Regions from separate parts of the Homo sapiens genome. Here region 1 is linked to region 2. The links are chromatin loops, found by intact Hi-C in ENCODE. Cell type or tissue: mammary epithelial cell. All regions are shown on one strand. Links, peaks and the distances in the headings refer to the core of each region. The heading gives the core; the rest is flanking DNA.

What was found. Hi-C counts contacts between places; a loop is a spot of excess contacts. Peaks named below come from ENCODE experiments on the same cell type or tissue, not always from the same donor. Only the 100,000 strongest peaks of a DNase experiment are listed, where the experiment ranks them.
Region 1: a loop joins it to region 2, with 6 times the contacts of the local background. A loop is called at or near these places in 7 of 110 quality-filtered maps.

What each region holds. Positions count from the first base shown.
Region 1 is chr1:223,422,727-223,438,750 of GRCh38, forward strand. No RefSeq gene overlaps it. Among named protein-coding and RNA genes, the nearest start is that of CCDC185, 37 kb to the left of the region's middle. In mammary epithelial cell, for the core only: a CTCF peak has its summit at 6,822; a DNase peak (open chromatin) is centred at 6,855; H3K27ac peaks cover 387 bases.
Region 2 is chr1:223,126,913-223,142,936 of GRCh38, forward strand. TLR5 (toll like receptor 5) reads right to left here. Exons shown (of 6, transcript NM_003268.6): 2 at 14,736-14,851; 3 at 10,266-10,351; 4 at 7,770-7,952; 5 at 5,563-5,727. Among named protein-coding and RNA genes, the nearest start is that of TLR5, 8.3 kb to the right of the region's middle. RefSeq lists enhancers at 2,367-2,496, 2,637-2,826. In mammary epithelial cell, for the core only: a CTCF peak has its summit at 6,932 (motif pointing right); DNase peaks (open chromatin) are centred at 7,019, 7,299, 8,499 and 10,679; H3K4me3 peaks cover 581 bases; H3K27ac peaks cover 654 bases.

The DNA of each region.
Region 1 (16,024 bases), core at 2,840-10,839, 300 kb after region 2:
TAGTTGATTATCTCCTGGATCAGGAAGGAAAGGAAGGAAAACAAAGGGGAGAAGGGATTCCCTATAGAATGTGGATTTTTCCCACAAGAGGTTTTGCAGGGCAATTTCAAGTCATGGCAAGAAGATATATTTTGGAGTGAAATATTTTCTTCCTTGTCTCATAATGTTATGCCAGAGTCAGATTGAAAAGCAAGTCACAATATACAGGGTCAAATAAAACCCATCTGATGAGAATCCATGGTTTGCAGGGCATGACTCCCCAGACCCCTTAGAGAGGAACTTGGGCAAGATAAAAAATCAGAGCTTAGTCCTCATACCTTAACCAAAGGATCAAAGTTCACATTACTAGTAATGAGACAAGGGTTCAGCAGGTGCCTCCTGATAAGCTGCACCGAGAGGAACCCAACACCACTCCTACAGCATTGCCACTGAAAGCATGCAACCCAAATGCAATCACAAGGAAACATTGGAAAAACCCCAATTAAGGGACATTCTACAAAATAACTGTCTGGTACTATGAAGAAAAGTCAACATCATGAATATGAAGAGAGACTCAAGAACAGTTCCATATTAAAGGAGACTAAAGAGATGCAACAATTGAATACGTAGTCCTGGGTGTTTTTTTTTTTTGCTATAAAGGAAATTATCAGAAAAAATTGATGAAATTTGAATAAAGTCTATAGACTGGAAAATAACATTGCAGCAATCTTATCAGTTATTACATCAACAATCAATATATATGGTAAGAAGGAAAAGGATAAGACAAATGTAGTAAAATGTTAACATTTGAGGCATTAGAGTAAAATGTTTTCTACTATTCTTGTAAATTCTCTCTAAATTGAAAAATTACGTCAAAACTAAATTTTTTTAAAAAATAATTTGGGCTATTCTTTGAGTTATCTAAAGACATGTGTACATGTTTCCAAGCCAGGGTTGGGGGCTGGGAATGCTTGCTACTTTTCAAGCAATGGCCAAGCCTGGTCTTCTTCTTGGACATGAGAACACAGCTGGCTTCTGAGACCTTTGTGAGCCACATCACCATGTGATCTGAATTTGAGCCAGTTCTAAACCTTTTGTGGTTGTTTCAAAATCGCTTAGGAAAAAAATTGGTGATGATGGGGAATGGTGGGGAGGAGCAGCTGCGTTTCTAAGAGAACACATGCCCTATACACCCCTGCCCAGTCGTCCCATAGGATATTCTTGGCTGCTGAGAGGGAGAAATCAGAAAGTCAAGGACCATGTGCTCCTGTCTCTAAGCCTGTTCAGTGATGGCTGAGCCAGAGACTCAAGCCTTAGGAGCTGACTTGTTATGGCCCTAAAAATAATTCAGAAGTAGCCCGAAGCTACTGACTCATCAGACACCCTGAGGGCTCTCTTGCTGGCATTAGGAAACTCTGAGAAATCTAATTAAACTTTTATTCAACCCCCTCTCTGGGAGCACAGACTAGTGAAGAGCAAGTGACAATGGTCTGGTTCAGCTTGGGTGTCTCCTGAAGGTGGGAGGTGCGGAGACAGCCTCCAATCCCAGTGAGGGAGCATGGGCAGTGGGAAGACCCTGCAACATGGGATTCCTGAGGCTGGGTCCCAGGAAGGACAGGCTCATTTTCCCACTTCATATCAGGGGCCAAGTGCTCCATGTCCATGCATTTCTCTGAGCCTGCTTAGTTACTGGTGAATCAAATAAATAAAATCAAGACAATATTTAATATTCATTGAGTACTTATTGTGTGCCCTTCACTGTGCTAACCACCCTAATAGAAAATCTCATTTAATCCTATGCAGGTGTTAGTAGTCCCATTTTAGAGTCGAGGGTATTGAAGCTAAGAGAGGCAAAGCAATTTATCAAGCCTCCTTTGAGAGAGTGAAGGAGCAACTAAATTTACCATTAAACAGGGAAGCCAAGTATAAATAACCACATGAAATATGAAATAGCAATGAAAGAGCCATCTTAGAAAAGGCTATCTTCATGGACTTTTCATCAGTGACCTCATCCAATCTCAAGACTCCAAACATCTCCTCCATCAGGGGATCCTTAGATCTCTAGCTCTTGGTCCAGCCTCTCTCTTGAGCTACATAAACTCCTTATTTTTAGCTGTGGGCCTGACCTTTCCTCTAGGCAGCTCTGCCTGGAGCTCACACTCAGCCTGGCCAAAACTGAGCTCATGTCATTTCTCTCTTCTTCCAAAATGAACCCCACTTCCGATGTTTCTATTTCTGGCCCAATGACACCATTGTCCTGAGGAATAAGGTTTGAAATCTTGAGCTTTTTCATCCCTGTTCCATTATATGCTGCCTAATATACTATTTTTCTCCTTTTACTTCCTTTACCATGCCTGCCCCATTCCACCACCACCCCACCCCACCCCACCTGCCTGCACATCTATCTAAGGAAATGTGGGCTCTCTTAGCAGGGAAATGTGATATAAATCCTTCCTTATCCATCCCTCAGAGCACATGCTACAAAACTGACCCAGAATAATATTTTGAAAGTTGATGAATCAGAGAACAAAAAGGTCAAATCCTGGACACTCACTTTGTGTAGATCTGATTTTAATGGCTCATACGAATACTTTTATTTCCAAAAGAAATGAGATGGAGGATACTAGAGTTTTTAAAAATATTTCCTTAGACTCTACGATGAGCTGAGCCTTGTGCTAGTTTCTTTCACACACATTACCTAATTTAATTCTTATAAAAACTTTGCAAGACAGGTAGTAAAAAACTCGCTGTAGACAAGTTCAAAATCAAGCTCATTTTGAGAAGCTAAATAACATGCTCAACTCACACAGCTAGTAAGTTCACCTCTCCTTTTGCAATCTCTCCCTAAGTGATTTCCTCCAGATTTAAAACCCATCCATAAACTGCTCAGATTCGGATCTACAGCTCTGTGTTCCAGACTCCACAAAAGCACCTCCTCACATCTCCACTTAGAGGGCTGATCCACCCAGATGACTTCACATGTCCAAAACATAAGCCTTGATTTTTCCCTCCTCACTGAAATAGGTCCTTCCTTTTCCCGATATTTCCCACCCAGTTAGTGACATCATCATTGCTTGGGCCAAAAACCTACAAGTCATCCTTGATTTGCCTCTTTCCTCCTTCATGCACACTTAGTCTGTTTGGCAAGGCTTTTGGGCTCTATTTCCAAAGCGGGCCTTTCGTCCAAATACCTCTCTCCATCTCCACAGCTGAAACCCTAAACCAAGCCCGTGCTGTCTCTGAGCTAGTTGATTCCAGTGGTCTTTCAACCCTGCCTGCCTCCACTCCTGCCACCCACCTTCCCGCTCCATAGCACATCCTCCTCACAGCAGTGTGAGTGATCCTTTGACAGCAGAGGTTAGGTCATGTCGTGCTCCTGCTTAAAGCCCTCCATGATGTCCCATCATCACGGCCTCCAAGGCCTGCTGAATTTCCTGCCTCTTCTGCACCACTCCCTCCTCTGCCTTCCAACCCCTGGCAACTGCTGATCTTTTTGAAAGCTGATCAATCAGATCAATTTGCCTTTTCCAGAATGTCATAGAGTTGAAATCATGCAGTATGTAGCCTTTTCAGATTAGCTTCTTTTACGTAGTAATATGCATTTAAGTGTCCTCCCTGTCCTTTCATGGCTTAATAGCAAGTTCCTAGGGATATATCACTTTATTCCACCCTTTGCAGCCAGTCTGACCCCAGGCAAGATAAGCTAAGGTGAGTGGTGGGCAAAAAGCAGGGGTCTGAGGTCTGCTATAGTTCTCCACAGTCAGTCCCACCTCGAATGATCCATGCTTCCATGGCAGGGTGGATATTGTGGCATGGATCCAAACCCCCGATTTCACCCTGCTATAGATGCTACTGTCTGCCTTTTCAACAGGTATTCCCTTCTTCCTAAGGGGCCAAAGTTTATCCAAGGATAAAATTTATCTCCCCTCCTCAGCTTGCCATGTCCTTTGGGGAGGGCACATCCCCAATCCCAAAGGCCAATACGAGTCTAAGCCAATCATAGTGGTCCTATTCCCCTTGCCTGTGACTGATTTAGGCATGACCATGGCTTGCATCTCTGGCCAAGGACACATCATGGGAAATCTGTGAGGCTTCTGTGAAAGATCCCTTCACTTGCCCAGAAAAAAGACACAAGGAAAGACAGTTTCTCTTCTTCTGCAGAAATAGTGTGTCTTTGTGTCCGGGTGTGACACATGGAACTAAGGCAGTCATCTTGACCTAAGAATAAAGCTCACTTGAGGAAGAGAGCAGAGCAGAAGAATGAAAAGAAACTGGAGCCTTGCTGGCTTACTAGGACACTGAGTTAGCTAATCCCTGAAGCCCTACCTCAAGGCTTTTTTTTTTTTAATGTGAGAAAATACACTGTTTCTTGTCCAAACCACTCTGAGCTAAAGTTTCTGTTCTTGCAGCCAAAAGCAGCCTCAGGGAGACATGACCTGTTGAAGCTTCATCAATCCACTTCTTGGCTTAGCTTCAGCCTTTTATTAGTCAATCTCAAAAGGTACTCCAAGTCAAATTGTTGCTGCCTTTAGCAACAAGGTGATCTGCATTTGGATTTCCTTGGTCTTGAACTATTCTCACTACATGGAATCCTTCCAGATAGAGAAAGGCCATGTGCGATGAATAACAATTTTGACATATCTATTGCACTTTGCATTTTATAGAATTTTCAATCTTTCCTTCAATAAACACTTCTTAAGCACCTACTGTCCGCCAAGCACAGGTAAGAATGATGCAGTAACGAACAAAACAGACAAGGTCACTGTCTTTATGAAGCTTATCAAGAAACAAGTACAAGATTGCGGTGAATGACAGGAAGGAAATAAATAGAACAAAGAAAGAGTAAATAAGGAACTGGGGTGGGGTGAATTCTTTAAATTAGGTGGCCAGGGAAAGCCTCTCTGAGATGGTAATTTGTATTTTTCTGCTATAATTAAACTTTCTTTATTGTTGCAAAGTATACATAACATAAAATGTATCACTATAACCATTTTTAAGCGTACAGTTCAGTGGCATTAAGTACCTTCACATTATTGAGCAACCATCGCCACCATTCATTTCCAGAACTTTTTCATCATCCCAAACCGAAAATCAATAACTGTAAATCAATAAACATTAACTCCCCATTTCCCCTTCCTTCCAGACCCTGAAACCACAATTTTACTCTTTTTCTCTATGAATTTGACTTCTTTAGGTATCTCATATAAGTGGAATTATAAAGTATTTGTCTTTTTGTCACTGGCTTCCTTCACTTAGCATAACGTCCTCAATGTTCATCCATGTTGTAGCATGCGTCAGAATTCCCTTCCTTTTTAAGGCAGAATAATATTCCATTGTATGTTTATACCACATTTTAAAACATCCAGGTGTCTGTCAACGGACACTTGGGTTTGAGGAAGTGACAGGTGAAATGCGAGTTTAAAGGATGAGAAGACCCAGCCACAGGAACTGCTGAAGGGAGTGTTGCTTGGCAGATGGAACAGTGGTTTCTTGGCAGATGGAAAGTTAAAGGCCTGGGCAACTCCTAAGCTTTCCTTAAGACCCGAAGCCAATGCCAGCACATTACTTTTCAAAGTATTCTCTCCCTTTCCTGAGCAATTTGTCAATTTCTGTCTATGCTTCCAAGAAACTTTACCTGTATTTATTCCATTGCATTGTTGTCTCCCCTACCAGGCTATGGTTGTGTCTTAGCTGTTTTGTGTTGCTGTAACAGAATACCAGAGACTGGGTAATTTATAAGCAATAGAAGTTGATTTGGCTTATGATTCTGGAGGCTGGGAAGTCCAAGAGCATGTGACAGCATCCCGTGAGGACCTTTGTGTTTCATCATCCCATGGCAGAAGGTGAAAGGGCAAGACAGTGTGAGAGCAAGGGAGCAGGAGGGGGCTGAACTTGCTCTTATAATAAGCCCAGTCTCTTGATAACTAACCCACTCCATCAATAACAACATTCATCCATTCATGAGGGCATAGCCCTTATGACCTAATCATCTCTTATTAAGCCCCACCTCCCAACACTGTTGTATTGAGGATTAAGTTCCCAACACATGAACATTGGGAGATACATTCAAACCATAGCAAGTTCCATCACCCCTCCCCAACAAACCTTTTTCTAGCAGGTGCAAACAAATTACAAAACTGGTGAATTAGAGCTGCCAACAAACTGCAAAAATGATGGATTTGAGTTTCTCCTTACCCTTAGTTCCATAAGGCAGAAGAGATAAGGAACAAGGTGAAATACCAAATGCAGGCAGCAAAGGAAAATAAGTGAAGAGCCTTCATCATCTGCTAGTTAAGCCCTGAATTTAGAACCATAGCTTCCAGGAGCTGGAAGGGATATTAAGGGATATTGGAGATCACCTAATACAATGCATTTGCTTGGTCCTGGGATGAAATGTTTTATGCAAACCTCTGGAATGGACATGATTGGTTGGAAGCAGAGAAGGTTCTCAGCAGTCCTGAGAGGTGCTTAAAGTGAGTTTTCAAATGCCCATTTATATCCTCCCAATGACCCCCAATAGCTGGACCCCCTTATATTACTCCAAGATTGGACGGCAGGCTGATGGGAAAAAGGGGTCCTTGCAGAGCCCCACAGCTCATACCAGCAAGTGCTACAAACAGTCCCTGGGAGACGTGATTTACTCTGGGCCTTTGCTGGGAGGGAGGGAGGAGAACAGCTGTAAATGCCACTGTCCCAGAGATGATGGATCCCAGAAAGTGGGACAGAGTTGGTCTTTCTCCAAAGGACACCTCTCTGTAAGCAGAAATGGGCTGAGAGAGGGTAGCTGGTGGTGCCAAGGCCTCTGGTGCATTCTGGTGGTAGGTGGGTGGACAGACCATTCTGGAAATGGCTTGTCATAGCCCGCTCTTGACTCATCCAAATGGGCCTGAAATTGCCAGGGCTGTGACTGTGCTTTGCATGAGCTTGCCCTCTGCAGCCCAAAATATCCTTCTCTGATTCTGTGCCATGAGTTGATTAACAGTCTCTCTTGGAATAATTCCCAGGCTGCCTCAATCCTTTTCAGAATCTATTTTCTCACTTTACATGGGGCACCTTTTAAATGTGGACAGGGTAATATAAAATAGTGCCAATGCTGGATTCTCAGAAAACAGCTAGGTATTAGATCTGTACTTATTAAGCCCTCACATAGAAATAGGAAGACATTTGCCTTTAATTTATACTTCATCAATCCAAAAATTATCCAGAACCTAGCATGTGCTCAGAACTAAGCATTTTGGAGGAGAAAGTATAACATGTATAGCATGACACGATCCTGGCCCTTCACAGATTTATTAACTTCCTTGAAATGACTAATATATGTGAAACAATGAGGAAAAAAAAATCAATGCTCTGGTATGTGGACTCTTTGTGCATAACTTATGGGCTGCCATCCACCCCTGAGAGGGACTTCCTTTCTATGGGATAGGGCTCCCCTGGAATATTTTTGCAGGTTAACTAGGCACTGTTCTTCCAAACATGGCATTCCTTCCAAATGCTCTAACATATTCTTATGTGAATAAATTTCATCCGCAAGTGACACTCCATAATCCTTAGTGCAAACACCAAGTATGGACACTGTATATAAACTCTGAGGACTGGGAGAACATCTCAGTGACAGCTTATAACTTGGCCCTGGAAAGTCAAGATGCCAGTGCCCCCACCAGTTGCCAGCTTGGGCCACTTTCCCTCTTTCCTTCAAGACTTCCCAGTGTGCTGGCTCTGGGCCTCTCCAAACAACCGTGTGTTGTGGCTTCAGCAGGCATGATTGCCACTTGTTTTCCTGGAGCTGGATCTTGCAAACTTCACACCCTTGTCCTCTGTGTTACAGAGAATGGCCTTTGTGTTTGTCTATCTGAGCTGTCATCTCTTTGCAATGGCCACATGCCATTTTCCTCTTCCTCTCTTTTTGCTTGAATCACAAGTTTTAGGGGAAAAAAATTAGAAGCAATTCATCTCTGAGAAATTCTACACTTGGCTAGTTTCTGCCCCATGTGATGGGATCAAGCCAAGTCACCATGTTTGTCCAAAATATTACAAGTGCAAAGGAACCCAAAGGAGGGAGAAGTCAGTGTGGAATGAAATGGGCTGAGAGGGAGGCATGGAGGAGGCATGAATGCTAAGGGAAGGAAGGAGGACCCCAGCAGGGTGAGGAACTGACGCAGACCTACGCAGGCTAGGTGGGGCCAGCTGAGGGTGACACACTGGGCCAGAGGGGATGGGGTGATGAGAGGAGGTGAATAAAGTCCATTCAGCAGCTAAGAGTGATAGAAGGGTTAATTTTATGTGTCAACTTGACTGGCCTAAGGAATGCCCAGAGAGATGATAGACATTATTTCTAGGTCTTTCTTGGAGAGTTTAGCATTTGAACCAGTGGGCCCTGTAAAGGAGATTGCCCTCACCAATGTGAATGGGTACCATCTCATCCATTGAGGGCCTGAATAGAGCAAATAGTGGAGGAAGGGCAAATTGTGTCTCCCTGTCCTTAAGCTGGGACATCCACCTTCTCCTGCCACCAGACATCAGAGCTCCTGGTTCTGGGGCATTTGGACTCCAGGATTTATGCCAGCAACCCCATCCACACCCCTTCCCTTCCCTGGTTCTCAGGCCTTTGGCCTCAGACTGAATTACACCACCGGTTTTCCTGGGCCTTCAGTTTGCAAATGGCATTTGACTTCCATAATCATGTGAGCCAATTCCCATAATGTGTCCACTCTTATAGATAGCTATACATATCCTATTGGCTGTGTTTCTCTGGAGAGCTCTGGCTAATATGAGTGAGCACCTACTATGTGCAGGCACTGAGCTGGGGCCTGAGAACACAGCAAAAGACAAGATGGACAAACCTCTCTGTCCACTATACCAAAATATAATGGAGCATACATTCTGGCGGGCAGAGAAATGTAACAAATAAAATAATAAGTAAACTGTACATTTTTCAGAACCTGATAAGTGCTATGGAAGAGAAAAAAAGCAAGGAAGATGAAAGGGCAACCTGGAGAGGATGAAAAGTACCAAAATGTAAATATGATGGTTATATGTATAGAAATATTTATGGTTACATGAGAAATATAATGGTTATATTTCTCAGGCTAACTGAGAAAGTGGCATTTGAGCAAAGGTTTGAAGGAGTTGATAGATTGTGCTATCTGAAGACCCGAAGGAGGAATGATCCAGGCAGATGAACTAGCAAGGGCAAAGGCCCTGAGGTAGGAGCTAAATCTGCATATCTTCAGGAGCACTGGAGTGAAACAAGCAAGAAGAGCCTGGTTGACCAAGTTGATGAGGTAATGGGGAGACATTGTATATGGCCTGATAGGCCATTGAAAGGACTTTCTGGCTGGGTGCTGTGGCTCACACCTATAATCTCAGCACTTTGGGAGGCTGAGGGGGGCAGCTCACATAAGGTCAGAAGTTCAAGACCAGTCTGGCCAGTTGGTGAAACCCTGTCTCTAATAAAAATCCAAAAATTGGCCGGGCGTGGTGGCTCAGGCCTGTAATCCCAGCTACTTGGGAGGCTGAGGCAGAAGAATCACTTGTACCTGGGAGGCAGAGGTTGCAGGGAGCCAAGATCACACCACTGCACTCCAGCCCGGGTGACAGAATGAGACTCCATCTCAAATAATAATAATAATAATAAAATAAAAAGAGAGGACTTTTTTTTACTCTGAGTGACATGAAGAGAGCTTTAGCAGCCTCTCTCTGGCTACTGGGCTGCCACTAGGGAGGCAGCAGGAAGCCAGGTCAGGAGAGAATCTAAGTACCCAGGTAAATGAACATGATGGCAGGACCAGCAGGGTGGCTATGAAGGTGAAAAGTAGGGGAGGCTGAGCATATTTTTAAGGTGGTCTGAACAGGTTGACAGTTGCCTAGGATACAGGCTGGGATGTAAGAGAAAGAAAGCACTCAAGGAAGACTCCAGCATTTTTGGCCTGAATAGCTGGAAGAAAGGAGGTTGTATTAAGGGAGGTGGTTAGATTGTGGGGTACGGGGAGGACTTGGCAAGGAAAGTGGGGTTTCAAGTATAAAGACTGGATTTTGCCCTGTAGGCAACGGGAAGGATTTAGACTCCTGAGCAGATGAATTCGTGTTTGTGATTGCATTAGTGTTGTAGAAAGGCAAATCTGGCCTTTATACAAGAGGGACTGCAGCAGAGAAAGACAATAGACAGAAAGACAGGCTTGGAAACTGTCTTAATCTAGACATGAAGTGGTAGTTACGGGAATGGAAACTGGAGAAATCTAAATCTAATGCAAACGTGCAGTGGAGTCACATTTGGGATTTAGTAAAAATACATTCAACCCTCCTATATCCCCCAGGAAGACCTATGGCCTCCCTGCATTGTCATCTCTATGATTGCAAAGGCTTATGCTTGCACAGCCATTTCTCATGCTGTTTGTTTGAACTCATGCTGTCACTCTGTCGCACTTCTTGTTTGTTTGTTTGTGATAGAGTCTCATTCTGTCACCCAGGCTGGAGTGCAGTGGCACAATCTTGGTTCACTGCAACCTCCACCTCCTGGGTTCAAGTGATTCTCCTACCTCAGCCTCCCAAGTAGCTGGGATCACAGGTGCACACCACCACACTCAGCTAAGTTTTTTTGTATTTTTTGGTAGAGACGGGGTTTCATCATGTTGCCCAGGCTGCTCTCAAACTTCTGACCTCAAGTGATCTGCCCACCTTGGCTTCCCAAAGTGCTGGGATTACAGGCGTGAGCCACCGCACCTGGCCTGTCTCATTTCTGGGAGCTGGTTTCTTCTCTCTGACTCAAGTGGAACATATCCAGAAGTTGCCTTGGCCACTTCCGCATGTCTACCACTGGCTAGAACCGGGGCAAAAGTTCATCTTTAGTTGCAAACGGGACTAGGATTTGCTATCTTTCTTCTGGGAAGTCCTGTGCCCTGTCAAATTTAGGAATTTCTTTTCCTTTTTTTTTTTTTTTTAATAGAGGAATAAGGGAAGTGGCTACTGGGGAACAAGGCCCCTTCCTTTCAGCTGTCTGACCTCTCAGGACTTTCACTCCCCAGCCTACTCCAGCCATACCCGGAGGGCCTTGTTTTCCAACCAGAAACACCCTTTTTTTAAAAAAAAAAAAAATAATAATAATTTTAATTAATGTATTTATTTTATTTATTTATTTTTTCTGCTTCTTGTGGAGCAGGGTTACCCTATAGGCAGTGTGCCCAGAGTAGCCCAGACATACCCTTAAATTTAACTTCTAAACAATACTGTTCTCTCCCTGAGAAGAGTTCTATGCCAGCCTCTTAAAGTAATGCTTTTTCTTCCAACCCACAGAAGAATGACCGTTTGAAGGAAGGACATTTTAATGACAGGACTTTGTGATGATGAAGAGAGAAAATTTAGATTTCTGTCTTTGGGAGCTGGAAAAATTGGAGCTGCACTATTAGAAATAATGTAATTAGGAAGGAAGAAAGAGTGTAAATAAAAATAGATGGCAGGGGCCGGGCGCAGTGGCTCAGGCTTGTAATCCCAGCACTTTGGGAGGCAGAGATGGGAGGATCACTTGATGCCAGGAGTTCAAGGCCAGCTTGATCAACAGAGTGAGATCCCATCTCTATTTTATATAGAGATATACACATAAAATGCATATCACAAAATGTATATAAAATGTATAGATAGATAGATAGATAGATAGATAGACAGACAGATAGATAGATAGATAGACAGACAGATAGATGGTGAGGAGGTGGGACAGGGATGGGAAGATAATGTATTTTAGGATGAAATGATTATGTGAGGTTTGGACATGATACATTAGAGGTAAGGGTGGGCATATTAAGGTAAAAATGTACTCTACGCCCTTGAAAACATAGAAAAAATGTCAGGTTATAAAGTCAGGCTGAAGAATGGACATCATCTCTGTGGGTCTCAGTTTACTCATCTGTAAAGTTGGGGTAGTAATAGAATTTTAAAAAATTAATTAATTAAAAAAAATTTTTTTAGAGACAAGGTCTTGCTCTGTCGCCCAGGCTGGAGTTCAGTGGTGCTATCATGGCTCACTGCAGCCTCAAACTCCTGGGCTCAAGGGATCCTCCTACCTCAGCCTCCCCAAAAGCTGGGACTACAGGTGTAGGCCACCACTCCTGGCCTAATAGAACCTATTAAACGACACAGAGCATGTGTTAATGATGTAGACACACAGAATAGAAACAGCATATTAGAAACATATTAGAAACCGCAGCAGCGAAGACCATGGGGGATAAAGAAAGACATGCATGGGTACAAAGTGAAGGCAAGGGCAGGATTGGACCCTAAATGGCCACCAAAACACAGGGGCTAGGTTGGAGGGAACCACAGAGAGACAAGGCTGGGAATCTGCTCAGGTCTGTGGGAGAGGTGAACCAACCCAGGTAGGACCCTGGGGCTCCCGCCACGGCGACCTCGTCTCTAAGGGCAGCAAGGCCCAAGAGAAGGTTAGATGTGCTGAGCACAGGCCCAGCTCACAAACAAGTCCTCTCTATACCTCTAACCTTGTTGATTCTATGAGCAGGATAATTTTGAGGGCTGGCCTGCTAATCTCAGAGAGGCAGGTGCTCTTGTGGGCGTTTTGGTGCCCTTTTCGTGTAAATGTGCCACAGGGAAGTACATTCAGAATTGATTGGTGCTTTCTGCCTATGTTGGTATCCCCAGCTCATTCCCTTCACAATTTTCTCATCACGTAGGGACTTAAGGGATACGGTGAAGCAACCTGGCCAAACAGCCATATTATTTGTTTTCCTCTCTTTGGTATTTTAGAGGTGATGAAAAAGAATCTGTCATATTATTTACAGTAAAATGCCACACATACAATCCCTTTGACATTCAAATCTGGACTTAAATACCGTGAAACATGCATGCCTTCCTTAAAGGATTGCTTCTCTAATGCACATAATTCATTGTTATCTCTACATGACCAGGTGTAATTTGAGGGACCAGAAGATTCATTTTCCTATTTAAAACAATGAAGGGGGTTGAGATCCTGATTTGTATGGTAGCTGCTTTAGGCTGCCAGCTCTAGATATTTTCATCTTTGATCTAGGCTGGTGTCTGTTTCAGAGCAAAAGCAGCCAGGAGCAATCGGAAAGATAAGCACACACCAAGCGGGAACTTTTGCCAAGAGGGAAAATCTTATCTAACCCAACTGGCACAAAGATGTGCTTGTCCCCTAGCGCAAATTGAGAAGAGTCTTGAGGTCAAGGAGGAAGGTGGAAATGGCCTGGAGGTCACACAGCCCTTGCCTCTGTCATAACGATGGGTCTTCCTATCAAAGAATTGTTCGGGACTGTGTTAGTCCAGGTCCTCTGGGAAGCAGATGGCAAGAGATTTACTGGGGGAAATGTCAGAAGGATAAAGAGGAAAAAGCAGGAGAAGGGAGGAAAGGCTTCAGACTGTGATGCTGGCCTGGGCCCTGTGGAGGAGAGAGAGAAGGCAGGATGATTGATTGGGCTGGAAGAGTTGCAGTAGTGCTGTTCCAAGAAAGATTTGACGAGGCCCATGAGGGATCTCCCAAATCAAAGTGGCTCCTCAAAGGAGGCCCCCGTCCTGCAGGAATGGATCTGCTTTAGCACCTCCACCTTGCTCAGTCATTGACTGGGACCAGCCTGGGGGATGCCTGGCCTCGGTGCCAGTACAGCGATGGGCGCATCTGCAGCACCAGTCAGCCTCGCTCCATGCAGTGGAAGACCCAAGTGGCACATTCTCATGGCTACCCCAAGGACGATTTGCAAGAAGTCATGTCTAAAAAGCCTGATAAAGATCCTTGTGAAAATGTCCATGACTCAGTTACCAATAGCAATGAATTCTACTCAAACTGACCACTGCTCATTTAAATGGTTCTGAAAGTCAAGGGACAAAAGTGGGGATCCCTACATGTGGGGATTGAGCAGAGACTGAATCTGGCTGTAGGTTTTGAGCTGTGTCCTACCCTATGAACTGTTTTTACGACACCCCTCCTGACACCAAATGGTTGGGATTTTACCAACTAATTCTGTAACTCTCCAGACACTAACTGGGTGTCCTACATTTCAATTCAATTCTGACTCTAACCACCTGGAGTTAGCGCAGACCCCATAGGTTCTAGGGCTCAGTCCCACAAGACCGCCCTTCAACTTCAGACAGTCACAAGTCCTGGGCCTCCCATACTCTTGACAAGCTGGCTATAAAGTTGGGGGTTCCCATGACTCCCCCTCAGGTCCAATAATTTGCTAAAATGGCTCACAAAACTCAGGGAAACATTTTATTTACATTATAAAGGATGTAACTCAGGAACAGCCAACTGGAGGAGATGTGTAGGGCAAGAGATGGGGATAGGGGTGCATTGTGCTTCCATGCCCACTCTGGTGCTCCACTCTCCCAGCACCTCAGTATGTTTACCAACCTGGAAGCTCTCGTAGCCCTATCATTTAGGGGTTTTTAATGGAGGTTTCATCACATAGGCATGATGGATGAAATCACTGGCCATTGATGATAAGCTCAATCTCCCAACCCACCCCTTCCCAGGAGGCTGGGGTTGTGGCTGAGAGTTCCCACCCTCTAACAATGGCTTGGTCTTTCTGGTGACGAGCCCCCAGCCTGAAGCTATCAAGGGACCCAAAAACAGCGGTCTCATTAGAACAAAAAAGACACTGTTATCATGCAGAAAATCCCAAGGGATTTAAGAGCTCTGGTGCCAGGAACCAGAGACAAAGAACAAAGTCATATTTTTTTTTATTATATCACGCACATACTGTCAGTGTGTCACTGAGTTTATTGTAGTAATAATAGTAATAATAACCACTACAACCTCTACAAAGGACAGAACTAGGTTCTCATGCTTGCTAAGAGTGATGCCTACCATAAAAAGCCACAGCAGAATTTTCTTACTCTCATGTATAATTTCCAAACCCTTCCAAATGAGGATAACAGCCTGTGCCCAAGGCATCCTTTAATAAGAGAGGGACAGGGCAGCCAGTCAGGGGGGAATGAAGGCTCACCAGCCAGAGAGGCACACGGGAGAAGCTGACGCAGTGTGCAAAACCAGCAACTGACAACCGAGGGACTCAAGGGCCTCCATAACTTGCCCACTCTTCTGTCCCACACGCTCTGGGGATGGCTTCCTCCAAGATTTCAGCCAGGCAGCCTCCCTCCACTCTCTTCCCACCCCTCCCCTACTGCCTCAGACCTGCCCTGGCTTTCTTTCTGAAGGAGCCTCTGGTAGGGAGAGGACAACTTAAGGTTTGCAGGTTTACCATATATTAATTTGACCAATTAATTGCTATTTAGCCTTTTGTATCTGCCAGGATCCTTTTAAACACAAACTGGTTAATTCTTACATCCCTTTGGTTTTTCCTCTGGGCCTAGGCTCATGCTATGAACATATTAGATGCTCAATGCATACTTATTGACCAGTTTGTTTATTCTGTGAATAAATACTATCCAAAGTGTGTTAAGAGCCCTTGCAGCACAGTGATTGCATCACAGAACCCAGCGCTGGTTACAGATTGCCTTTATCTAGAAGGCTTCGGTTATGAAAATACTGTCTTCCAACTGGACTAGAAGGAACTTAAGGGCAGGAAGAAGTACAGATTGATCCACCATCTTCTTTCCTGCAACTCTAGAAACCAAAAAGTTCTGAGAATGAACGTGGCTTTGTTCAAAGTTTGAGGTGAACTCCCTTGGCGGTAAAACATGACCTGAACTGATATAAGACTATAGTCTTCGTTTATCCTCATAGAATGAATATTCATACATTCCACTGCAAATATTAATGTGTTGCTCGCCTAGTGCTGGCCCAGACCCCACTTGCGGCATTACGTAATGTATAGTGGGGAGCTGAATTACCTTTTGCTATGGTCTGAATGTCCCCCAAGATTCATGTGTTGAAACTTAATTGCCAGTGTGACAGTATGAAGAGGTGGGGCTTTTAGGAGGTGATTAAGTGATGCGGGCAGAGCCCTGATTAAAAAAACTCGGGAGAACTAGCAAGCCCCTTTGCCCTTCAGGCTTCCGCCAAGTGAAGATGCAGCAACAAGGCACCATTATGGAAGCAGAGACCCCTCATTAGGCACCC
Region 2 (16,024 bases), core at 3,116-11,115:
CCTTTCATTTGAGCTGAATTCATTTAGCTTTAATCCCAGCCATTAGCTGGGTTGGTTCCCTTTCTTGACTTCATTGCCTGGACAGCAGAGCTGCTCACTTATGCTTGGGGAGTTATGGGCCATGGTGTCTCTGCAGCAAACACACAGCTTGCATTTCAGGGGTGCCTCTGTTCCTGGGGCACCACAGCATGCGGATGCCTCCAGCTGAGCCAGGGCTGCTCCTGTGTCAAGTTAATGCTTGATCCCTAATAGATAATTCCAGTCACAGGCTCGCTGGCAGGCCTGGGGTTCTGAGCAGGGCTTGGGCTGGCTGTGGTCAGGTGGAAGCTATAGAGGGAATGCTTCTCCTGGCAGGTGCTGGGCCCAAACCTGGAGGGCCATTGGAACAGCAAGCATGGAGGACTCACTGAGAAAAACACTAATGCATTTCCAAATGGGTGTCTGAGAGAGTTTCTCCAAATTCACACAGGTATAAAATTCCTGGACCAATTCCAAAAGTAGGTACAGCATGTGGGTTTAGCCTTGGATAAAGGCTCGAGGGCAGTGAACAAAGTGAACTCTTCCAGGACAAATACATTCTCTAGCTGCATAATACAGCATCCCACCGGAACCATGCCCAACAAATGGGCATTGTCAAGTCCAAAACATTGCTAGGGCCACAGTCCCTCCAGCCCAGCATTCTGCCTCTGACAACAGTTCCAATAAAACAGACGGGGAATTGCACTGCCATTAACCTCAGCACTTGCTCCCCAGGTGCAATTCTAACTCCCTTCATAAACCACCATGACTTGAAAGCTCTGCTGGAGTGATCGCTTTTTCATTCATCACTACCTCTTCTTGCACTGTATCTGGAATTTTTGTTTGTCCTAGAGTTACTCGTCCTAGGCCTGGGCTCCCACTATATGCCCGTCTCTCCTCAACAGGAGTCCCTGCTGGAGCTCTGCAGACTCCAGAGCAGTGGTGCCCACAGTGCAGTCCGGGAACAAGCAGCAGCAGCAGCACCTGGGCTTAGCGAGCAATGCAAATTACTGGGCCTTACCCCAGCCCCGCTGAATCAGAAGCTCTGGGGCTGGGACCTGGCAGTGTTTTTAATGCATCTGGGTCATTCTGATGCATACCCATGTCTGAGAACCATGAGGCTAGAGTCTGGAGGGAGGACAGAAATAGACGCAAATCCCTATAATACCATATGGGGGGTTACCCTCGCCCGTATGCTCCTCCCCACACAGCTGGGAGCTCCCTCCCTTCCCTCATCCTCCCAGTCTTTTGTAGGTACTATTACTGGGTACCATTACTGTAGGTACCATTTTACGGATGAGGAAACTGAAGCCCGGAGATGTTAAGTAACTTAAGGCCACGCAGCTGTCTACTGCATGTTAGCCTCTAAGCCTAGCATCTCTGGGCATGGCTGCATGTGTTGTTCAGGACCGGACCACGGTCCTGCTCCAGCCCATCTCTCAGTCATCATCTGCTGATCTGTGGTCACTTCCCCTCAATCACAAAGGGCCTTGGCCCTGGGTCCCAGTGGCAGGTTAGCCTCTCAGCCTCTCCTCCCCTTCTACCTTCGTCGTCATCTGGAGGTCCACCTTACCCCCAGAGTCGTTTATTCCTGACAATGGAACAATGTGGGAGTGAGGCAGTAGAATAGGGTCTGGAGGCAGGGAACCTAAGTCTGTTTCACACCGACTTCCCAGAACTAAATTGAAAGGAAAATCCTAACTTTCCATGCATAAGTAACAAAAGGACCAGACGCTACTCCCTTTGTCCTTTTCTGTGTGGCAGATGGGAAATTGGCTGTCCGCAACCAATCAGACTGACTGCAGGTGAGTCTTCATTTGCAACTTTGTAAGTTCACTCCAGCCTCTGAATGACTGCTGTCCACAACCCATCAGACTGATGGCCTGTCGAGTCTTCATTTGCATAGGAATATAACTGTAGCTTCTTCCTAGCCTCCGATTGGTTGCTTTTTGCTTTGCTGGGTATTTTGTCCAATTCTTTGTTCAAAACGCCAAGAACCTGGACAACTTGCAGTCAAGACCCTCTGCCAGTGACAGGAGGGCCTTCTCTCCGACCTTCCTCACAACCGCCCTCTCCAGCTGTTGCGCGCGCTCACTTCTCTGCACCATTCCCTGAAGGCCTTGAAAGTGCCCTTGAACTGTCCTTGCCTTTCATGGTGTCAGCCTCTTCATGCCTCCCCACCATTCCAGGCACTCCGGGCTTTCTCTTCAAACCCTCTTTCGACACCTCCAAGTGCTGAGCCTCCTTGCTTTTCTAGCCCATCTGCCAGCCTCCTGCACGTCTACACCTGACGGCTGGGCTCCTGTCGCAGAAACCATGCGCCAGGCACATTGGGGCCCACATAAATGTGCAGTGTCCGATACGCCATGTGGTCAGCACGACTTCTCCACGTCTCCTCTTTCTCTTCTTCCTGCAGAGTGAGCCCACCGGTTCACCACGTTGCTCTTGCCCCTAGCCCACCAGGCCCTGGCCCTCAGCAGCGGACCTGCCGCGGTTTCTGGACTAGGAAGGCCCTGCTCCCGACCGACCCGGAGCGCGCTGCTGCCCTCTACCGGTCATCCGTGCGGCCGGACACCGTGTCAGGCCCGCGAGGAGGGCTCTGCCGCAGTCCCGGGGAACAGCACCCAGCAGCGCCACTGGGAGAGGAAACTGGGGTCAGGGAGGTGTGACTGGGCCCCAGGCAGTCACACTCAGGCCAACAAGGTCAGGGAGGGAGGGCAGCTCACTCGTGCAAACGTGAGTGCAAAATGCACTCCACGGCCAGGAACAGGCAGTCCGTTCATGCGGGCAAAATGGAAAGCGAGCTCCTACCCAGGTTTCTCCTCAGAGCCATCACACGCCTGAGCAGCAACAGTCATTAGCATCAGGGATTAACACAGCGGGCTAAACGTCTGACAACTAACTACTGTTCTCTAAAGAGGACTCAGAGAATCAGCACACGAGGTTTCTGTGCACTGCAGAACGGTTGATTTATTTACTGATGCCCGGTGGTCTCATTAGGGTCTGTTTGCCTCTCTAGGTCTTTATGATTCCATAATACAAAGCACGTCTATTAAGTGTAGCCTAAATTTCCCTTTTATGTGCACTTTTATGTGCAGTCTTTATTCCATTAGCAATGGGTGGGGGCTGGGGCGTACCCTGAGAGACTATCAAATGCCCTGCCAAATTCCTAGAGTTGCTAGAAAAGGGTAACCCTGTCAGGATGGAAACAAGCTGAGTTCTCTGTGACTGGCCATTCAGAAACACAAGCTGACATACAGGGATCCCCGCACCGTTCCACAGAGCTGCAGACCACCTACTAAACCTCTTCTAGAAATTTGTCCACAGTTGTTGTCAAGCTCGCTGGTTTGTGGTTTAAAAGCCCACCTGTGTCCCTTTTTGTGAATCAGAATTTTGTTCCAGAGGCCAGGTATTGTTTGGTTCTCTTTGACTCACTGTGTTGCCAGCACCTAGAATGTATTATGTTGGCAAATATCTGCTGAATGAATGAATTTGCTCACATCCTGCCTGGTGCCTCCCTCCCTCTTCGTGGCCCTGCAGAAAAGGCTGCCAGGTGCAGAGGGCTCCTCTGCCAGTTCTCTGGGTTCCTTGGATGGGCCGGTCTGAGAAGGACTTGGGCAGATTCAGAACAGCCCCACGTCACTTGCTTGCTTCTTTCTCTCCTACCTGGGCCATCACTTCTCTCCTGCCAGGGAGTGGTTATCTGCTAGTATTATACCATTGCACCATCTGCTTCTGAGAGTGAGCTTGTTGCTTCCTTCTTCCTTATCTGAACAGAGCTTGAAAAATCATTTTGCATCTTTGTAGCATTTCCCCCAAATTCAGAGCATTTAGGGCTATAGCCATTCTGAGACCTTTCTCACTGGTCAGACACTGCCTGATATTCATCTTTGCTCATGGATCCTTATTTCTGTCTTTAGTGTATATATCCTTAAAATCTAACCAGGAGGGTGAGGTCATTCTGGTTTCCTTAATTCCCAGCTGGAAGAAGCTTTAAGCAGGGCATCAATGCTGTTGGTGGCCAGTTCTGTGAATTTCACGTCAGGATGCCTCCAGCATCCATTCCCCTTCTTCCAATTCTGCAGCCACTGCTTGGCTGCAAGGCTCCACTGCCTCCCCTCTAGATATGGGAGACACCACCTTGCTAGTCTCCCATAGTAAGCCTGACCCTGACACACACACCCCTCACTTACTATCTGAGGGGGCTTCCTAGGGCATGACTCTGATTAGAAGTCTTCACTGACTCCTCATGCTCATATCACTCAAACTCTTCAGGATGACCTCAGGGTCCCCACCACAGACTCTAAGTGAATTCTGGAATGGTTGACTAGAGAGGCCCTCAGGGCTTGAACCCTTTCATTTCACAGAGCAGGAAACTCCAGCCACCCTGCCTTCCTGGCTGTATCTACACTGGCATCCCATCACTGCCTTGTGCTCGAGATCTAACTTGCCATTCTCAGAGTCTGCCCTCATCCCCATTCTCTCAGCTTAGGCTGGTCCTGGGGCTTGGAATGCTCGTGAATGTCTCATCTGCTCATCCCATTCCAACTCCCCCGTCAAAGGCCACCTCAGAAGCCACCTCTGCCATGAGAATTCTACATGCACTTCTCACACTTCTATGTGCACTAGTTTGTTTTTGTTTTTTTGTTTTGCGGCAAGATCTCGCTCTGTTACCCAGGCTAGAGTGCAGTGGTGCAATCAGGGCTTACTGCAGCCACAATCTCCTGGGCTCAAGTGATGCTCCCATCTCAGCTTCCCAAGTAGTTGGGACTACAGGCTTGTACCACCATGCCCAGCTAATTTTTGTTGTTGTTGTTGTTGTTTTTGTTTTGTAGAGACAGGGTTCCACCATGTTGCCCAGACTGGTCTCGAACTCCTGGGATCCAGCGATCCACCTGCCTCGGCCTCCCAAAGTGTTGGGATTCCAGGCATGAGCCACCATGCCTGGCCTATATGCACTCTTTATCTCCGTCCCCTGGTATTCTGGGTACATTTCCATCATGGCATTTTTATTATATTATGCCTTCTCCACTAGATTGTAAGTCTTGAGGGGCAGGCACTCAGTTTCATTCATGCAGGATCCCCCTGTAGTACCTGGCACAACTTAAGTACCCCAGCAATATTTTTCTCCATTAATATTTTGAAGACAGGACTGGGCATGGTGGCTCATGCCTGTAATCCCAGCACTTTGGGAGGCCAAGATGGGAGGACTGCTTGAGCCCAGGAGTTCTATACCACCCTGGGCCACATAGTGAGACCTTGTCTCTACAAAAAACAGAAAAATTAGCCAGGCATGCTGGTGTGCACCTGTAGTCTGAGCTATTTGGGAGGCTGAGGCAGGAGGATCATTAAGCCTAAGAGTTTGAGGCTGCAGTGAGCTATGATCACACTGCTTTATTTCAGCCTGGGCGACAGAGAGACCTTATATGTATGTATATTTGTACATATGTATATATATATGTACAAATATGCATATATTTATATACGTATCATACACACACAGACACAGACACACTATGACACATTTTTACCAGAAGCACTTACCTCGTTGTCCTAGCAGAAGGGACTTCTAGTATGTTCTTATTCTAGGGGCAGAGGGTCCCTGGTTGTTTAAAGACTTCAGTTCCTGAGACTATAGGAATCTCATCACAGTGATGGTAGTCAGTATTTTATTTTTTGGTGAATCAGGAGAAAGGACTTTTTGTTTTCCTAAGGGAAAATAGGAAAGCTAATTAAGAAGAAGAAACAAAAAATATTATGTAGATATTTTTCTATGCCATACAGCAGTTTTCTTGTGGAAGAATTGCAAACTTTCTGTGTATCTCTACTAAATGGAATTTTAATTGGAAAAGATCAAGACCATTTTGTAAATCAAGGCGGACAGAACACCAAGGTTGAAGTTGGGACCTTGAGAAATCTCTGGCCCAGCCTCTTGTTCAGAAGGTGGGTGTCTAAGCCATTCAGTTCCTCTGGGACCTAAAAATCTCTTTCATGACATTTCTGGGGTCATTTGGTTTCCAAAGACTCAAGCACAAGGATGAGGACAATTCCACTGTCCCTATTGTCCAGTGAGCAGAGAACTTCCAGACAAAATGGTCTTGCGGCTCTCTAGGGACAGATAGAACTAAGGTCACTATGAGAGTGAGACATTTCTAAGCGGTACATCTAGGTAAATTATGGCTGTGTTAGAAGACAGTGCACAGTTATTGGATTTCGGGTTTCGGGTGAACAATGTCCTGAAAGTTGAAGAGTTGGCTTATAGTGCTTTTCATTATTTGATAGATGATTAACTCAGAGAGGTTAAGCACTTGTCTAAGATCTCACATTTATTACACTGTGGAGCTCGGATTTGAATCCCGCTGCAAACTTAGTTGTCACTGTGACCTTTGAACAAAACAAAATTGAATATGCTGCAAAACATCCACAGAGCCTCAAAGCGAGCTCGGAACCTGAAACGGCCCGCCTGAGACCTCCTTGAAACGGTGATTCTGATTCATCAGGGCTGTGGCTGAAGGACCTGAGAGTCTGCATTTCTAACGGGCTCCCACGTGATGCTGCTGCTGGTCCACTGACCACACTGTTAGCGGTGAGAACCTAAGAGTCTGTAATTGCCTCCCTGCTCATTACCCCCATGCCCACGTGAGCTGCCTCGTTCTTCCAGGATAAGGCATGGCTAAGATGCTGCACGATTGGTTTTGAGAAGGGGCTATACTAATACATTCACTTCCCCTTCCTCCCCATTTTTCTCAGCGCTGAAGAGTGAAGCATCAGAGAGTACCTCAAAGAAGATTCATGTGAGGCTTTGAGGAGGAGGGGATGGATGGGTCATATCGCTTTACTAGGAGCTAAGGAAACGGGACAGCTTGGGTGCGACTTCTGATTTCAGGAGATGCGCTTTCCCTAGAGACCAGCAGAGGGCGCAAAAGGGGCAGGGACCGAGGGGGAGGAGCCCGCGGAGCCGCGGCCGGAGAGTCGAGCGGGGCGCGGGGAGCTGCAAGCGTCCCTGAGCTGAGCTCCGCTGGGAAGTTCCTATCGCTTGCGCAGTAGAGTGCATTTAGACATTTCAATGACAACTAAATTTGTAGCTGGATTCAAATCCTAGCTCCACAGTTTAGTAGGTGTGTGAGCTTGGGCGAGTGCTGAACCTCTCTAAGCATCAGTTTACTGCCTATAAAATCACAGCAATAAGTTTCTACCTCCCACCCCCGCCGCCCCTACCCCGGCAGCAACAGCCTGCTTCCGGCTTCCAGGGATCCTCCAGTGCCCAAACCAGAATATCCAGTTACCCATGCTTAATACTCCAACAGTTCTTGCTTGCTGAAGTAGGCAGCCATCATTTACGCAACTACACCTTACCAGAAACGCCTTCCCTTTAGAACACTGAAGGGGAAAGTTAGAGAGGGAAAGGAAATTTCTCAAGGCACTGGGGTGATTTTGTGTTTCTTTAGCATGAGTTACCGGAAAGCTTCCTGTGTTTTCTTTACTATCTTTAGGTGGTGGTTCCCAGCATCAAAAAACAGCAAAAACAGCAGCAAGCAAAGGCGCTGATACTCTGAAAAGTTATGTTGAAAACACATGGTTTAGGTACAGAATGGCTTCCCCGTTGTTTGCACATTATAACTCTTTAGCACACAATTTTAAAGCATCTGATTGAAAGAAATAATTTTTAGTGATTATTAAAAACGAACAACTAGCACAACATTTAAAATCGTCGGGAAAAGGTGGCTCGCCCAGAAAGTGAACATCCCTACCTGTCTCCAGGTTCGGACAGCGCCAACATTCTCAATTAGAAAATTAACATCTGAGGCTCCGACATCTTCCCTGGATGCTAAATCCTGTGTATTGATGGGCAAAGTCAATTGCCAGGAAAGCTGGGCAACTATAAGGTCAGGGGGCTGGAGCAGATGAGAGTAGGGAAGTCCAGTATAGCATCCCTGAAAGTAATGACACAGACAATCTGCTAAGCGCTGCAAAAATCATTTGGAGTGTGATGTAAATTGGAAACAGCTGGGGTGGGGGTGGTGACCGGCAACTAGGAACCCTATTAACCTGATCAGTTAGATACGAAATGGGAATGTGAAGAGAGAGTATCAAACACTTGAGAACTGTTCTGAGAGGGATGTGTAGTCTGTGCTGGGCTAGCAAAGGAATCAAGAGAAAGCTTCCCAGGCAGATAAAATCCAATGCACCCTGCAGCTGCTGGAGACACCCCCTGATGCAAGGTAAGCCCTGAAGAGGTTGAGAAGGAAAGGTGGGGGGCACTCAGGCCAGGATGAGGATGCCCTGAGAGGAAGATGATTTCACTGGTGTTGCCTGAGGGACTGTAAGCAGGGACAGGTGAGGCTGGGGAGCGCACCCCTGCTGGAAGCACAGGTCCCCACCCTGTGCCCAGTGTCCTGGGACCCGAAGGAGGTTTACTGCATGTGGAATCTGCCTGGGCAGGCTGCCCAGGGTGGCTATGCTCCATTCTGAGTCAGGGCAGGGAGTCAGCTAGTTGATTTGGCTCCAACTTGCTAGTGGTGGTTACTTTCGAGATACATGAGACCATGGCAAAAATGCTGGGCTGGGAGAGGATAAATATCGGTTCTAGTCCTCCTTCAGCCACAGTCTGGGTATCCTAGACAACTCTAACTTTCATTGTCCTCAGTTTCTGCATATGTATAACGGTGAGTTTGAAATGGAAGCATTTTTAAATCCTTGTTAACTCTGAAGTTATCTAAGGAAACTTGCTGAGTATCATCATGACAGCAATCATAGACCAGGGCCAATCCTCCCTGAAGCAGAACATTCCTTCTTCATTCTGGCAAATTTGCAAGGCTGTTACACCGGATCTTGAAGATACATAGTGGAAAATGATGTTATTAATGTACCGATGAAAAAAATGGAACCACATATATCCTAGCTTTAAATAGCAACTTTTTCCCCCCTCAAGAAATTACCCTCAGAGGAGCTTATGTCTGCGGCTAGATATTTTGAGATTTGACTTTTTTTTCCCCCTCTCCTTGTATTTCTGCTTTCCTAGGCTCACCTCCACCTCTGTAGCCAGCTCCCTAGTCATTGGTCCAGGGCAGGTATATGTCAGAACCCTACCAGGAATAGCCTGCAAGTTCTTCTGGCTTTGATTTTCCAAACAGGGCCTTAGGTTGGGGACACAAAGTCTTTGCCAAGTTGGGGGAAGAGGGGTGGGGTGTGCTGATGGGTAAAGCAGAGAGACATGCTTCTAGAAACAGGAAGACAGGAAGGGAAAAGGGGTCTGTCAGCACCAGGAAGACAGGACTCTGGCAGGACCCCAGTGAGTTAGCTATGTGGTCTGGAAGCAGTGAGGACTTGCTAGGCAAGACAGGCACAAGAGTGCCTTCAGTGGTAACCCGAGTGGACCAGATGGGGGAGCAGGAGATACCTGCACCCGAGCCCCTGGGATCTTGGCAATGCATAAGAGATCTGAAATTGTGACACAGTGACACAACCTGGGGTGATTTCTATGGTTGCTGGCCAGATGAGATGAAGGCTCTAAACTAATATTAATATCTAGAAAATAGAGGAGAGGCAGTATTTCTTGCACATCTGTGCATGCTAGAGATTCACACTCACTACCCTTTTGGTTCACAGGTTGGGAAATAAAAGAAAAGGTAGTCTTGAAGCTATCTGAACCCAGTTATATCTCTGACCAAGATGAGGAGGAATCTCAGACCCCAGAAACTCAGGACTAAAAGTGACTTCTGATTTTGCCTTTATCATGGTCTTCTGAGTTCAAATCCAGACAGTTTCCCTGACTGTAAAATGGGATGGTTATGAAGAGTAAATGAGATGGGACATATAGCTTATATTTTTTGGTCCCTTGCAATACTTTGCATGTGGCAGATTGCTTGTTGACTATCAAATTATTTATTGACTGTTTTTTAAATTTTTTTTTTTGAGACAGAGTCTCACTCTGTCACCCAGGCTAGAGTGCAGTGACATGATCATGGCACAACCTTGAACTCCCCCGGCTCAGGTGATCCTCCCACCTCAGCTTCCCAAGTAGCTGGGGCTACAGGCACATGCTACCATGCCCAGCTAATCTTTCTATTTTTTGTAGAAGTGGGTCTCGCCATGTTGCCCAGGCTGGTCTCGAACTCCTGGGATCAAGAGATGTGCCCGCCTCAGCATCCCAAAGTGCTGGAATTACAGGCGTGTGCCATTGTCCCTGGCCTTATTGACTATTAAAGCTAGTCCAACCCACAGTGAACCTGGGTCCAGAGAGATACCTGGTTTGGTGACTGTGGAGAAGCCACGTTGTCAGTAGCATCAGGAGTATGAATCTTGTAGTAGTGTCAGGAACATGAACATCAATCTATGGTAAAATACAAACTTACTTATCTTGAATTTAGCATAGTGGTTTAAGTACATGGACCCTGAAGACAAATATGCTAAGCTTGAATACTGGTTCACCACTTACCCCTCAAAGGTACTCACAATAGTCTGTAGCTCAGAGTAACTGCTATCTATGCATTTGCTATTATTGCTGCTTTTACTGTGTTATTAATTTGTGCACAGTAAAAGAGAAAATGCCTGACTAGCACTATTAGGAAGGAAAGTTGTTTGGAAGCATTTGAGGGAGTCTCATTACAGGCCAGTGAAGTGAGAACCAATGATTTCTGTGTTGCAACACCCTGTCACTGGATTTAGCAATACCATGACTTTGGCAATTCCCCAGAAGGAAAGTTCTATGGGGCACTTGCAGAGGACAGGAAAGGAGGAGAGGAAGGTTTAAATGAAATATAACCAAGTGAACAATATGAATATTTATCCATATTCCTTTAGCATAAATGAGCTCCTTCCCTAGTGTGGTCAAAGGGAGGCAGATCTCTCTTACCATAAAACAAACAGAAAGTCTTCTCTTGAGCAGACCCCTCCTTCCTTCTTTCTTTTATGGCCAAATTCCTCAGACAAAAAGTCTAAAAACCCCACCCAATGTTTCCATTGCCCAGTAACTCAGTAACTAGCCTCTCTTTAACCTCCTCAGGTCTGGCTTTTTAAATTTTTTTTTTTTTTTTTTTTTTTTTTGAGACCAGGTCTCACTGTATCACCCAGACTGGAGTGAAGTGGTGCGATCAGAGCTCACTGCAGCCTTGAACTCCGGGGTTCAAGTGATCATCCCACCTCAGCTTCTGGAGTAGCTGGGGCTATAGGCATGTGCCACCATGCCCAGATAATTTTTGTGTGTGGGGGTGGGGGTGGAGGGGTCTCACTATGTTGCCCAGACTGGTCTTGAACTATTGGTTTCAAACAATCCTCCTACCTTGGCCTCCCAAGGTATTACAGGCATGAACTACTGTACCCAGCCTCTTTCTTCTATGAATCTCCTTGTGGGTTTTGTTTTGTTTTGTTTTGTTTTGTTTAGCATTGGGCAGCTTTGGCCACCTATTTCTTCTTGAAATATCTCTTCCTTTGGCTTCCTTAGTTTTTTCCCTATCTTTCTATCATTCTATTTTCCAACAGATACTTTTCTTTTTCCCACCCCCATGGCTTCTAGGTTTCCCCAAGACCTTGTTCTCTGCTTCAGGCTTCTTCCATCAGTGACCACATTTGCTTTCACAAGTTAAACTGTTGCCACTATGCTCCCAAAATCTTTCTCTAGGCCTGACCTCACTTGTACTTAAAGTGTGTGTTTCAGTTGACTCTAGAACATTTCCTTTTTAACATCAGACTCAATATGTCTCAAAGTGACTTGATATTTTGAATTTTGAAAATCCTCCAGGAAACAAAAAAATTTTTGCGTAGTACTCAGAGACATATAAGTGGACTTCTCCCCAGGCCAGGGAATCCTACACCTGCAGCACACCATCTCCACCTGCCTCATAGGTTTGAAAAAACCTTGTCCCTTACTCTTTGATATGGTTTGGCTGTGTCCCCACCCAAATCTCATCTTGAATTGTAGCTCCCATAATCCCCACGTGTTGAGGGAGGAACCCAGTGGGAGGTAACTGAATCCTGGGGGCAGGTCTTCTGCGTGCTGTTCTTGTGATAAGGAATAAGTCTCACGAGATTTAATGGTTTTATAAATGGGAGTTCCCCTGCACATGCTCTCTTGGCTGCCGCCATGTAAGATGTGACTTTGCTCCCCCTTGCCTTCCACAATGATTGTGAGGCCTCCCCAACCATGTGGAACTGTGAGTCAATTAAACTTCTTTCCTTTATAAATTACTCAGACTCAGGTATATCTTTATTAGCAGTGTGATAACAGACTAATACACTCTCTTTATATAACTCATCACCAAATTCTAGTTTTCCCCTTCCAGATGTCTCTAGATTTGTCCTTCGTTTGATATTTTTATCACTCTGGTTCAGCCTACCATCCAATGCTTATTGGACACCATCTCCTAGGAACAATGTTAGCTGATGGGGGATACATCAAGGATTAACTCAATCACTGCCTTCAGGGAGCCATCCCAGCAGGGAGATGGCCAAGTAACCAGCAGCCATAAGAGGGTGTGATAAATGCTGTTAGAGGCTGTGCAGGGTGCTATGGAGCACAGAGGAGAATTTGAAAACCCAGCCTGAGGGGCCTCTGCACATAGGGGATTCAGATCTGGAGTATTAATGATCAGGAATTAGCTAGGGAGAGCAGTAGGCATTCCTGGCCAAGGCTGCCAAACAGCATGGACAAAGGAGAAGAGAGAGCCTAGGCCTGGGGAGCTACCTGGGGCTGCAGTGGCTCAGAAGGTAGATTTGTGGGCTCAAGGTGGGAGCTGGTGGAAGATGAGGCTAAAGAGGATATGCTGGGGGCAGATCAAGAAGACTCTAGAATTCTATAGTGAAGGCAATAGGGGGTGCTCTGAGTTTTGAGCACCACCACTGCATTACACTCAGACTCCTCAAGGCCTCTAGGAATTGGCTCCATCTAATTTATCCAATCTGAGACTCCTTGTAACACATAACCTGTGCCTTCTACTCCAAGTTGGTGGGGCACTTCACTGTTACCTATAAGGGCTTGAATTTCAATCAAGAATCATTTATCAAACGCCTCTTATGTGCCAGACACCAAATTCGGCTCAGGGGAGCCCTATGTAAGTGAGACACAGCTCTGCTTCAGTGAGTGAGTCAAAGATCCCTTAACTCCTATGGACAATACGGAGCTTCAACAGAGGTCTATGCAAGGACCAATGGAGAACAAAGGAGAAACCCTCCAACTCTGCTCAAACACTCGGGTAGGGGCCTGCCAGGGAAGTCTTCACTGGAGAAGGTGCCATTTGAGCTGCTTCTTAAAAAATGTAGGGGATTGGTCAGCAGAGCATTTTGAGCATAGGAGAGTAGGCATAAAGTAAAGGAGGCACACAAAAAACGCATGGTCAGGCTGGGTGTGGTGGCTCACGCCTGTAATCCTAGCACTTTGGGAGGCCAAGGCAGGTGGATCACCTGAGGTCAGGAGTTCGAGACCAGCCTGGCCAACATGGTGAAATCCCATCTCTGCTAAAAATACAAAAATTAGCTGAGCATGGTGGTACGTGACTGTAGTCTCAGCTACTTGGGAGGCTGAGGCAGGAGAATTACTTAAACCCAGGAGGCAGAGGTTGCAGTGAGCCAAGATCACACAAATGCACTCCAGCCTAGGTGACAGAGTGAGACTCTGTCTCAAAAAAAAAAAAAAAGGCATGGTTAGAATGCTATAAGAAGGGCATCATGGCTGGGTGAGGAAGAGAGTGGCAGGACCCACAGCCAGAATTCCCGGAAGGCAGGAATTTGAATTGGCTCTGGGCAGCAAGTGCCTTTCATTATTCTGAGCTTCATATATCCTCATGCTTCCTTTCCTAGGCCTGGCCAAGCCCTTGATGGTCATTCTTAAGTCAAGCTGAACACCAGCTGGCTCTGTGAAGCTCTCTCTTCCTTTCCCAGTCAGTCTGCACTAGCTGTCTTCTTTGAGCTAGCAGATGCTGCCACATACTTTCGCACTTAATTGCGCTCTAATTGTTTCACAGGTGCTGGTTTTGTCTTCCTACTTAGACCTAGGAGCTTTTGGACAGCAGGGACTATGCCTCAAACTTGGGTTTGTCCCAGAGAGCGGAAGACACTATACGCTGTTGCTCTCACATTAAGGGACCAAGGCTGGGAATCACTTAAGCTTCAGAAATCTGATTGAAGCTTTGGATCTGCCTTCTGCATTCTTTTCCACAATGTTAAGAGTGAAACAAACACATCTGGATGCAGTAACTGGACATTCCAGTGCTGTCTGCTGTTTAAGTCTGTTAGTATACAGAGACAAATAAACAGGAGAGTTTTGCTTTCAACACTCAGCAGAGCCAAACTTCCTGATGCACGGGAATGAACAACGGAGGCACTGTTCTGGAAACACCGTCCTCCAGAGAGGCGCTCCCTCCTCAGAAACAACACCGAAAACCTGGCATGGCTGGTTTTGCATTCAGACAATGGCACCTACATGCTTTTTGCTTTGCTCAGAGCTGTAAATATCCAAAGAGGTGATCCTCTGCCATCATTTTGGAAGGAAGAATCAGTCAGACTGATAATTAGGGTCATACGCACAGGCATGGTCATGCTGATTGTTGAAATTTAGATTATTTTTGGCCCAGCACAGTGGCTCACACCTGTAATGCCAGCACTGTGGGAGGCCAAGACAGGCGGATCACCTGAGGTCAGGAGTTTGAGATCAGCCCGACCAACATGGTGAAACCCCATTTCTACTAAAAATACAAAAATTAGACAGGCGTAGTGGTGGGTACCTGTAATCCCAGCTACTTGGGAGGCTGAGGCAAGAGAATCGCTTGAACCCTGGAGGCAGTGGTTGCAGTCAGCCGAGATTGTGTCACTGCAGTCCAGCCTGGGCGGCAGAGTGAGACTGTCTCAAAAAAAAAATTACATATATATATATATATATATATATATATATATATATATAGAGAGAGAGAGAGAGAGAGAGAGAGAGAGAGAGAAAGAGAGAGAGAGAGATTATTTTTGTACTGCTTAGTAATTAGCTTTAGCACGGTCTCTCCTCTGGGACCTCCCCTGGAATTTCCCCACAATCCAGTAACTGAATAATTAGCATCCAGCCCCACAGAACTTCTCCCAGGGCCCTGCTCCAGGGCTTCCCTTCTGACTGGCTGTGCATGGCACACTGGGAATTGTTTTCTGCCCACAAGAACAAGGGTGAACTGAGTCAAGGAGTCCAAGAGATCTTGGACGCACTTCTCAGAATTCGGAGGGGCTGGGTAAATGCAGGAGAAAATTGATGAAACCACATTGGCCCTGCAAGAGCCTGACTGCTCCTGCACGGTAGCTACCCCTAGCATTAGCGGGGAGTCACCAATGCCTCTTCCAGGCACTGAGCAAGAGGGCGGCATTACAGATGCACTTGCCGTCCAAACAGATCATCTCATTGACTAGGTGACTGCTCAGCAACAGTATCTGAAGGACACTAGGGTTACTCTGCTTGTTTGCAGTTCACGGTGCTGGACGGATGTGTTCCCAACACTAGGTAACAACACCGCTCTCCCTCCTCCGGGAGAAAGCCGCAGCCGTCGATTCCCACCCAACAGGGCCTCAGCGCCTTCCCAGGGCAGCACCCTCACTCCTGCAACCACCAATCACCCAAGCCACAGCATGGTCCCAGACCCACCCTCGCCCCTTAGGAAATGGCTTTCCAATTGTGTTTTCACAGGAGCATGGCCACTGGGCAATGATCTTCACAGGCAGGCTTTTTTTTCCCCCTCTCAACATAAAGGCCAGCAATATTTACCACGGAGTCTTGGCCAGTGTGCACTGCCTGGTGCTGTGGGGTGGGGTGTTTAGGGCCTTTTGTTGAGCAGCTCAGTGACTTTCTGGGATTTCCATGGCCCTGCTGGAGATGGCCCTCTGTCTCCCTTTTCCAAGGAAGAAAGTGACTGGGGACAAGCCACCTGCCTCTTCCACAGGGTGGGGGCGAGAGTGACAGCGAGACAGCACAAGAAGGACCCGCTCTGTTTCAAAGCGAGGATGTGAGTGACTTCGTCTGTGCCGAGGTCTCTTCGTCTCC